3 separate regions of the Homo sapiens genome follow, and regions 1 and 3 are each linked to region 2. A link is a loop called in an ENCODE intact Hi-C map of the cell type or tissue named here. Cell type or tissue: dorsolateral prefrontal cortex. All regions are shown on one strand.

Region 1 (2,500 bases), 50 kb after region 2:
CCTGGGCAACAAGAGCAAGACTCCATTTCAAAAAATAAATAAATAAAAAAGGAGACTAAAGAGCTCCCTGATGGTAATCAAATGCAACTTGCAGTTTTGGGTCAGATCCTGGATTGGGGGAAAAAAGGTCTTTCTCTTTTGCTGTAAAGGACATCAGTGGGACATTTGGTGAATTTGGATAAGGTCTGTAGAGAATTGTATTGTCTGGTGTGAACTTCCTGATTTTGATCACTGGACTCTAGTTATGTAAGAGAATGTCCCTGTTTTTTTTCTGAAAATGCACCCTGAAGATTTTCAGGGTAAAGGAGAGGGAAGAGGAGAGGAAAAGGGAGGGGGAGAGAGAACACACAGACCTGGGGAATCCGGTGAAGAATATATTCAGATCTCAAAAGGTCACATACCGTGTGATTCTCCTTCATACCATGCTTGAAATGACAAGATTATAGACAAGGAGAACACATGAGTGGATGCTGGGGTTAGGGGTGGTGTGGATGTCACCACAAAGGTTGTGCAAGGCGGACCTAGGCGTGATGGAATCGTTCTCTTCCCTAGCTGTACGGGTGGCTGCATGAATCTATACAGTGAAAAAATGACTCAGAAACCACACACAGTGGCCCTCCCTCCGTCTGAGGTTTCTGAGGAGCCTGCGGATACTGGGAGGGCTGACTGGGGGACTTGAGCACCCTGGGATTTTGCTGTCCTGGGAGACAGGGTCCTGGAACCAATCGCCGTGGATACCAAGGGACTGCTGTGCTCACATTGTAGCTGCACACGTTTCCTGGCTTAGATTTGGCACTGTGGTTATGTAAGATGTAACCATGGGAAGAAGCCAAGTGAAGAGTACCCTGGACCACATCCTGGAAATCTGTAATTATTTGAAAATACAAAGGTAAACACACCTCTGTCTCTCTCCATTCCTTACTCGGCTTTATTTTCCCCCAAAGCCCTTCTACCACTGACTTGGTCTGTTTGCTTTTTGCCCGTGCCCCCCCTGGACTGCCAGCTCCCTGAGATCTGTTATCTTTCCTGCTTTATTCCCAGCACCTGGAAGTGTGTCTGGTACATAGTAGGGGCTTGAATGGAATGTTTACTGTGTTGAATGAACAAGAGAGCCCTGGCCCGAGGCGGCAGAGTGCCTTGGCCCCAGTGAACCTGAAGGGAGCCAAAACCCAGGGACAATGACTACATTCAGGCGCCCACCCCGGGAAGCCTGGGGAGCTCCCATGGTGATGGGACTGGATGCCGCAGCTGGCTCTTTGCATTGGGTCTGGCTGTCATTTTTACCAGCCAGCCTGGACACCAAGGGACTTTTGATCAACAGTTTGGGCGGTACAGGGGCGGGTCCCATGAACCCAGTTAAACCAGTAGGAAAGCTGGTTAATTCATTCAACAAATATTTAATGAGAGCCAGAGGACCTTGTGGGAGGATAAGAATAGCCCAGTGTGAGCCAGCGATACCGCTGACCTGCCCCCGGGCCCTGTGCTCAGATTTTGCCCTCACTTCATCCTTGTAACAATTTGCTTGCGCTCAGCATTTTGCGCTCACCATTTTGCAGAAGGGGAAATTGTAGCCAACAATGTGGTACCCACCCAGATCCCCTCAGACCCGTTTTCCCCGTGTGGTGCCCCCCTCCCTCAGTGTTGGGGCTTCCTCAATAACCCCCAGCACCTACAGATTTTTGAAGGCCAGGTCTGGGCTCCTGGGCTGCTTTGCCTGGACACGCAAGACCAGAAGTGCCTGGAAACGTTCTCACCCCCAGGCAACCGGCAAGTGCGAGGCAGGAGGTTCTAGCCTTTGGTGGGACAAGGCAGAGGCATAACTCGCCCTTCACAGCTCCCAATGGGGTGAGGCCAGGCCTGGGACTTGGCCTAAAACTGTACCCATCCGCACTGTGTTCCTACACTCCCTTGCCAGTTTCTGTTGTGGCACTTCCTTCATAAATCACTGGCATGTGGCCTGGGATGGTGGCTCACACCTGTAATCCCAGCACTTTGGGAAGCCGAGGCAGGAGAATCGCTTGAGCCCAGGAGTTCGAGACCAGCCTAGGGAGAGCCCATCTCTACAAATAATTTTAAAATAAGCCAGGTGTGGTGGTGTGCTCCTGCGGTCCCAGCTACTCAGGGGGCTAAGACAGGAGGATTGCCTGAGCCTGGGAATTCCAGGCTACAGTGAGCTGTGACTGTGCCACTGTACTCCAGCCTGGGTGACAGAGTAAAACTCTCTTGGCGGGTTGGGTGGAAATCACCAGCATGTGAGTCTTTGTCTCAGGACCTGCTTCTGTGGAACCTGACCTGAGACACGATCCGAGACACATGGTGGTTGAGTCTGTTGATCACAGCCACACAGCTAAGAGAAGATGAAAAGCCAGGTTCTGTGTTCCTAGAGTCAGATGCCCAGGAGTCAGATGCCAGAACCTGCACTCCTATCATGCTGCACTGCCTCCAGCTAGACCACCCGCCCACCCACCCACCTGTGCACCCACCCATCCATCCATTCATC
Region 2 (2,500 bases):
GAACTCCACCCAATTGACCCTCCCAGGTCCCAGTACTGACCCCCTGAAGACACCGGCCTCAGCCCTGCCTTTGAGTTCTTGGTCTCGCCTCTCCACATCTCCATGACGCTCCAGGCCGGGACTTTCGGCAAGATGCCAGTCCTGGCTCAGGACGGCCAAGGATCCTCTCTCACCACACCAGCTCCCCAAATCCTGCACATCCCAGTCACCAAACTCAGTAACAGCCTGCTCCTGTAACAGCCTCTAGGGACTCCAATGATGTCCCTCTCTAAAACAGCCGTTCCCAAAACTTCCTGAGAAGATTTTTACTTTATTTTATATATCTGCCCTTTCATTTCAGAGACATCTCATGGTAGCTCATGTTACAGAGGATTGAAAAGAAATGCAAACACATAAAACCGGATTCAGAAGGCAGACCAAAGATCAGGATAAGGAAGAGAGTTACAATATCAACAAGGGCTGGGTGCAGAGGCTCACACTGTAATCCCAGCCCTTTGGGAGGCAGAAATGGGAGGACTGCTTGAGCCCAGGAGTTTCAGTCCAGCCTGGGAAACACAGCAAAATCCCATCTTTACAAAAAAATGAAAAAATGAGCTGGGCATGGTGAGGTGCACCTGTGGTCCCAACTACTCAGAAGGCTAAGGCAGGAGGATCACTGGGGCCTGGGAAGTTGAGGCTGCAGTCAGCCGTGTTTATGCCGCTGCACTCCTGCTTGGACACCAGAGAAACCCTATCCCAGAATATAACAATAATAATAATGCACCTGGTCTGGGCACCTTGATTCCCAGGCTGCCAGGCTCCTGTCCCCTCAGGGACTCTGCACCCTGCCCTCCAGCGACGCCCTCCATCCACATCCTCACATGGCTTTCCGTCTCATTTCACTCAGATCTCTGCCCAGATGCCACCTCCTCAGAGCACCAGCCTAGTGCCTCCCTGCCATCCCGTCCAGAGCCTTACGCCGTGCTAAGGTAGAATTCCTAATGGTGAGACTCCTGAGACAGAGGAACAGGGCTGCCTTGTGAGGTGATGAGTTCCCTGTCACTGGGGGAAAGATAGGAGAATCACAACACTTGGCATGCAGGAGGAACTCAACACATGTAAGGAATTAATAAGGGAGAGCAGACAGAACCCGTATACGCAAGGGCAGGAAAACCCAGCCGTCAGGAGCTCCCGTCCAGTCCTACAAGGATTCCCACAGATGCATTGCTGAACCGACAAGCTATAAGATGAATGAGCAGGTCCTCTGCTCTCAAGAAATTTAAGAGATTTCATTTTGGGGAACACCCTGGCTGGAGGCTGGAGGAGGATCCTTGGTGAGAAGGAAGATGTTCACGGTGGGTTTCGACAGAGCAGAGGGGAACGAGGAAGGAGGATAACCAGGGGAAGTGGGGGAGCGGGTCCTAGTGGAAGGGGTGCCAGGGCAGAGCAAAGAGATCTCCAGCCGCAGAGGGGAGCTCCTCCCTCACAGCCCATGTCTCGGCCTCCTTCCCTGAACCCCAACTTCCGGGAGCCTCCACTGCCTCTTCTCAGCCCTGCAGTTTTAGGAAGCTTCTGGGCTAGCCAGAACCACCTACATACCCAGAAGCCTATTTTGCTGCCAAAACGCATCGATGAATAACATTCCCAGAACACTGAGAACTGAGCCTTGATCAGGGAGGGGACCTCAAGGAGAGTGGAGACAGAGGATGCTGCCCAGGGGACTGTGATTGGTTCCGGAATCGACCAATGGAGGAAGCTGTAAACACAGAGCCAATAGGAAGGCGGTTGAAGCCTGGGGCAGCCCAGGGGCCAGAGAATGAAGAAGGGGATGTCAGGGATGGGGCCAAGAGCATGCAAAAGGCTGGAAAAGGGGATCTAAGGCCATCTAAATGCCCTCAGGCACCTGGAAAATTCTGCCTGTTCACTGAGCCTTTCTGAACTGGTCCTGCAAAGGTGGCAGGGACTGCCGACTTCTAGAATGGAACTTGGAGCCATGTCAATTGCAGTTTTTTCTTTCCCCTTCTTAGTGGCTTCCAGGCATTTGATTGTGTGCCATTCATTCAGCACCGCGCCAGCACCGATGGCAGCAGCTAGCAAGGGAAGGGGCTCTGGGTGCAGCTCCCTGGCTGCACTGCTCTGCACTGCTCCTCACAGCTATGTGACTTTGGGCTCAGGTTACAGTAGGACACCCAGTAAAATCTAAATTTCAGAAAAACAAGGAACTTTTTGTTTTTAGTATAAGCACGTCCACTGTATTGGGACACACTTATACTAGAAATTGCTTCTTGTTTATCTATCTGAAATTCACTTTGGTTTTGTTGTTGTTGTGGAGACAAGGTCTCACTCTGTTGTCCAGGCTGGAGCACAGTGGCACAATCTCAGTTCACTGCAGCCTCCACCTCCTGGGTTCCAACAATCCTCCCACCTCAGCCTCCTCAGTAGCTGGGATTACAGGCATCCACTACCACATCCGGCTAATTTTTATATTTTTAGAAGAGACGGGGTTTCGCCATGTTGGCCG
Region 3 (2,500 bases), 130 kb after region 2:
CTGACGTCCTAGTCAAGACTGGAAGGATGGAAAGGAATTCTCTTGCAGAGAGAAGTAAAGGCATATCCAGGCAGGGGGCATGGCAGGTGCAAAGACCCTGAGGTGCACGGCCCTGTGTTCAAGCCACAGCCCTGCTGCTTCCCAGAAATGAACCTTGAGGCAAGTGTGTGAGTTCTCGGAGCCTCAGTTCCCTCCCCATCAAATGGGATAATAACCACGCCTGCCGCACAGGAGCGCTGCGCAAATCAAAAATGACTACCCGTGAAAAGAAAAACAGCCCAGTGAAAACTAGGAAATTCATCACTATCATCTCCATCCACAAATCACATCAGTCCTTCCCACAAGGCAAGCTCCTATCGACTCTGATGTTTGTTACCTGCATTTTAAGCAAATCATGTCTCTAAGTCAGGGGAGCAGAAAAGAATTAAGATCTATAAAATTAACAGAGCCCAATACTAAGAGGCATTACCAGAACCAACATCTTTCCCGAACAGTGGACATGTTTCTGTTTGGTATATCCACACCTCTCATGGCCACAGGACAGCCACCTGTATATCATTAGTTTGGCTAACACTGTACTCCCTAAATGAAAGGAGGTTTCAAAGGAAAATCTTAAATGCTAAAAACTTTAAAATGGTGAAACTTTTAAAAGGTATTAGGATAATTGCCACAATAGTACTCTAGCTTTTGCTACCTTGATAAGTGTATTTAGCAGAATCTGAGAGAACTGGTCCAGGGTAGATGTAAGTGAGCATAATTGAATTAATAGAAAGAAAAAGAGAAGAGAGAGAGAGAAAGCGAAAAGAAAGAAAGAAGCCAGGCGCGGTGGTTCATGCCTATAATCCCAGCACTTTGGGAGGCCAAGGCAGGCAGATCGCTTGAGCCCAGGAGTTCAAGACCAGCCTGGCAACATAGGGAAACCCCATCTCTACTGTAAATTTAAAAAATTAGCGGGGCATGGTGGCACATGCCTGTAATTGCGGCTACTCAGGAGGCTGAGGTGGGAGGATTGCTTGAGCCCAGGAGGTTGAGGCTGCAGTGAGGTGAGATTACACCATGGCACTTTAGCCTGGGCGACAGAGCCAGACTCTGTCTCAAAAATAATAATAATAAGGAAATAAAGAAAGAACTGGAGTTGCCAACAGACAGTGAGACAGCTAGGGCCCCAGGTAGGGGACTGCAACCCACCACGGAATTAGGCATCTGAGAGCGTCCGCGCCTGACGAGGCTCTGGCTCACAGCGCCCCCTGCTGGAAGCATCCAGATGCTACTAAGGGAAGAAGTGAGTTATTTAAACTACAGAGTATATAACATTGCCTAGTTCCAAGCTAACTGGCCTGGTTAATCTCCTCCCTTTATAAAATGAAATTTGTCATGATTTGAACAGAGCTGGTTTGAGTTTAATCTGTCATCTCCACCTAACTGGCTAAGCGAAATAACAATAAAGACAACTACAGAAGAAGATGACATTCACAGATGCCCATCGGGGATGTAGCTTATGATCATAAAACATGGGGGTGGGGGTGGGGGGGGGCAAATGTTCAATCTTAAGGAATTGGTTATGGAATTATATAGATTTAGGCAATGGAATTCTATGCCCCTATTGAAATGGTACATAATTATTGACTTGGAAAAATGCTCGTAATGTATTGCTAAGTGATAAAAATGAATTATACAACATAATGTATTATATATTTCAGTTTTTGCAAAAAACATGTTTTTGTTTGTTTGTTTGTTTTGTTTTGGGGGGGATGGAGTTTCGCTCTTGTTGCCCAAGCTGGAGTGCAATGGCGCAATCTCGGCTCACAGCAACCTCCGCCTCCCGGGTTCAAGGGATTCTCCTGCCTCAGCCTCCCGAGTAGCTGGGATTACAGGCGCACACCACCACGCCCGGCTAATTTTTTGTATTTTTAGCAGAGACGGGGTTTCACCATGTTAGCCAGGCTGGTCTCTAACTTCTGACCTCAGGTGATCCCCCCGCCTCAGCCTCCCAAAGTGTTGGGATTACAGGCATGAGCCACCAGCAAAAAACACATATTTTAATGTATATACGTCCATTGGAAAATGTGAAGAAATACACATTAATACATTAGCATTTGGTTATTTCTAGGGGGTGACATCAGGAATCCTCCCTTTTTTACTTGCGTCTGCTCTCCCATTTTTCTATAAATGACAGCTCACATATATAACATGATAAAGTAACTCTCTAGCATTGAAATGGGATTACAGGAGAAGTATTTGACCTACCAAAAGGAATGGAACTGTTTTCCAAGATTTTGCAAAACCATTTGTTTTGAGTCAGTTCAATTAATCACATTTATTTAGCTTCAGAGAGGCCAAGGACTAGAATCTGACCCCTGTGGGTACTAGGTATCTTGACCTAGGTTCATACCCAAGTTGCGGCCTCAGCAACACACAGCTTTCCCTAAAGCAGAAGAAACCAAGAAACAGTGAGCATGGGCCTGCACAGCCCCTCCCTGTCCTGGGAAAGCAACATGCA

The links. A loop is a pair of places that touch in the nucleus more often than their neighbours do. Peaks named below come from ENCODE experiments on the same cell type or tissue, not always from the same donor. Only the 100,000 strongest peaks of a DNase experiment are listed, where the experiment ranks them.
Region 1: it touches region 2 in a loop (6-fold over the local background); 7 of 110 quality-filtered maps call a loop at or near these places.
Region 3: a loop joins it to region 2, with 11 times the contacts of the local background. A loop is called at or near these places in 7 of 110 quality-filtered maps.

The regions. Positions count from the first base shown.
Region 1 is chr16:84,355,565-84,358,064 of GRCh38, reverse strand. No RefSeq gene overlaps it. Among named protein-coding and RNA genes, the nearest start is that of ATP2C2, 12 kb to the left of the region's middle. In dorsolateral prefrontal cortex, no CTCF peak of the experiment used is centred here; DNase peaks (open chromatin) are centred at 624 and 1,214; H3K4me3 peaks cover 598 bases; H3K27ac peaks cover 2,201 bases.
Region 2 is chr16:84,405,728-84,408,227 of GRCh38, reverse strand. The region is part of intron 3 of ATP2C2 (ATPase secretory pathway Ca2+ transporting 2); the gene reads right to left. Among named protein-coding and RNA genes, the nearest start is that of ATP2C2, 38 kb to the right of the region's middle. In dorsolateral prefrontal cortex, a CTCF peak has its summit at 1,457; DNase peaks (open chromatin) are centred at 108 and 1,717; H3K4me3 peaks cover 1,324 bases; H3K27ac peaks cover 1,808 bases.
Region 3 is chr16:84,276,170-84,278,669 of GRCh38, reverse strand. No RefSeq gene overlaps it. Among named protein-coding and RNA genes, the nearest start is that of WFDC1, 17 kb to the left of the region's middle. In dorsolateral prefrontal cortex, CTCF peaks have their summits at 1,029 and 1,242 (motif pointing left); a DNase peak (open chromatin) is centred at 1,229; H3K27ac peaks cover 68 bases.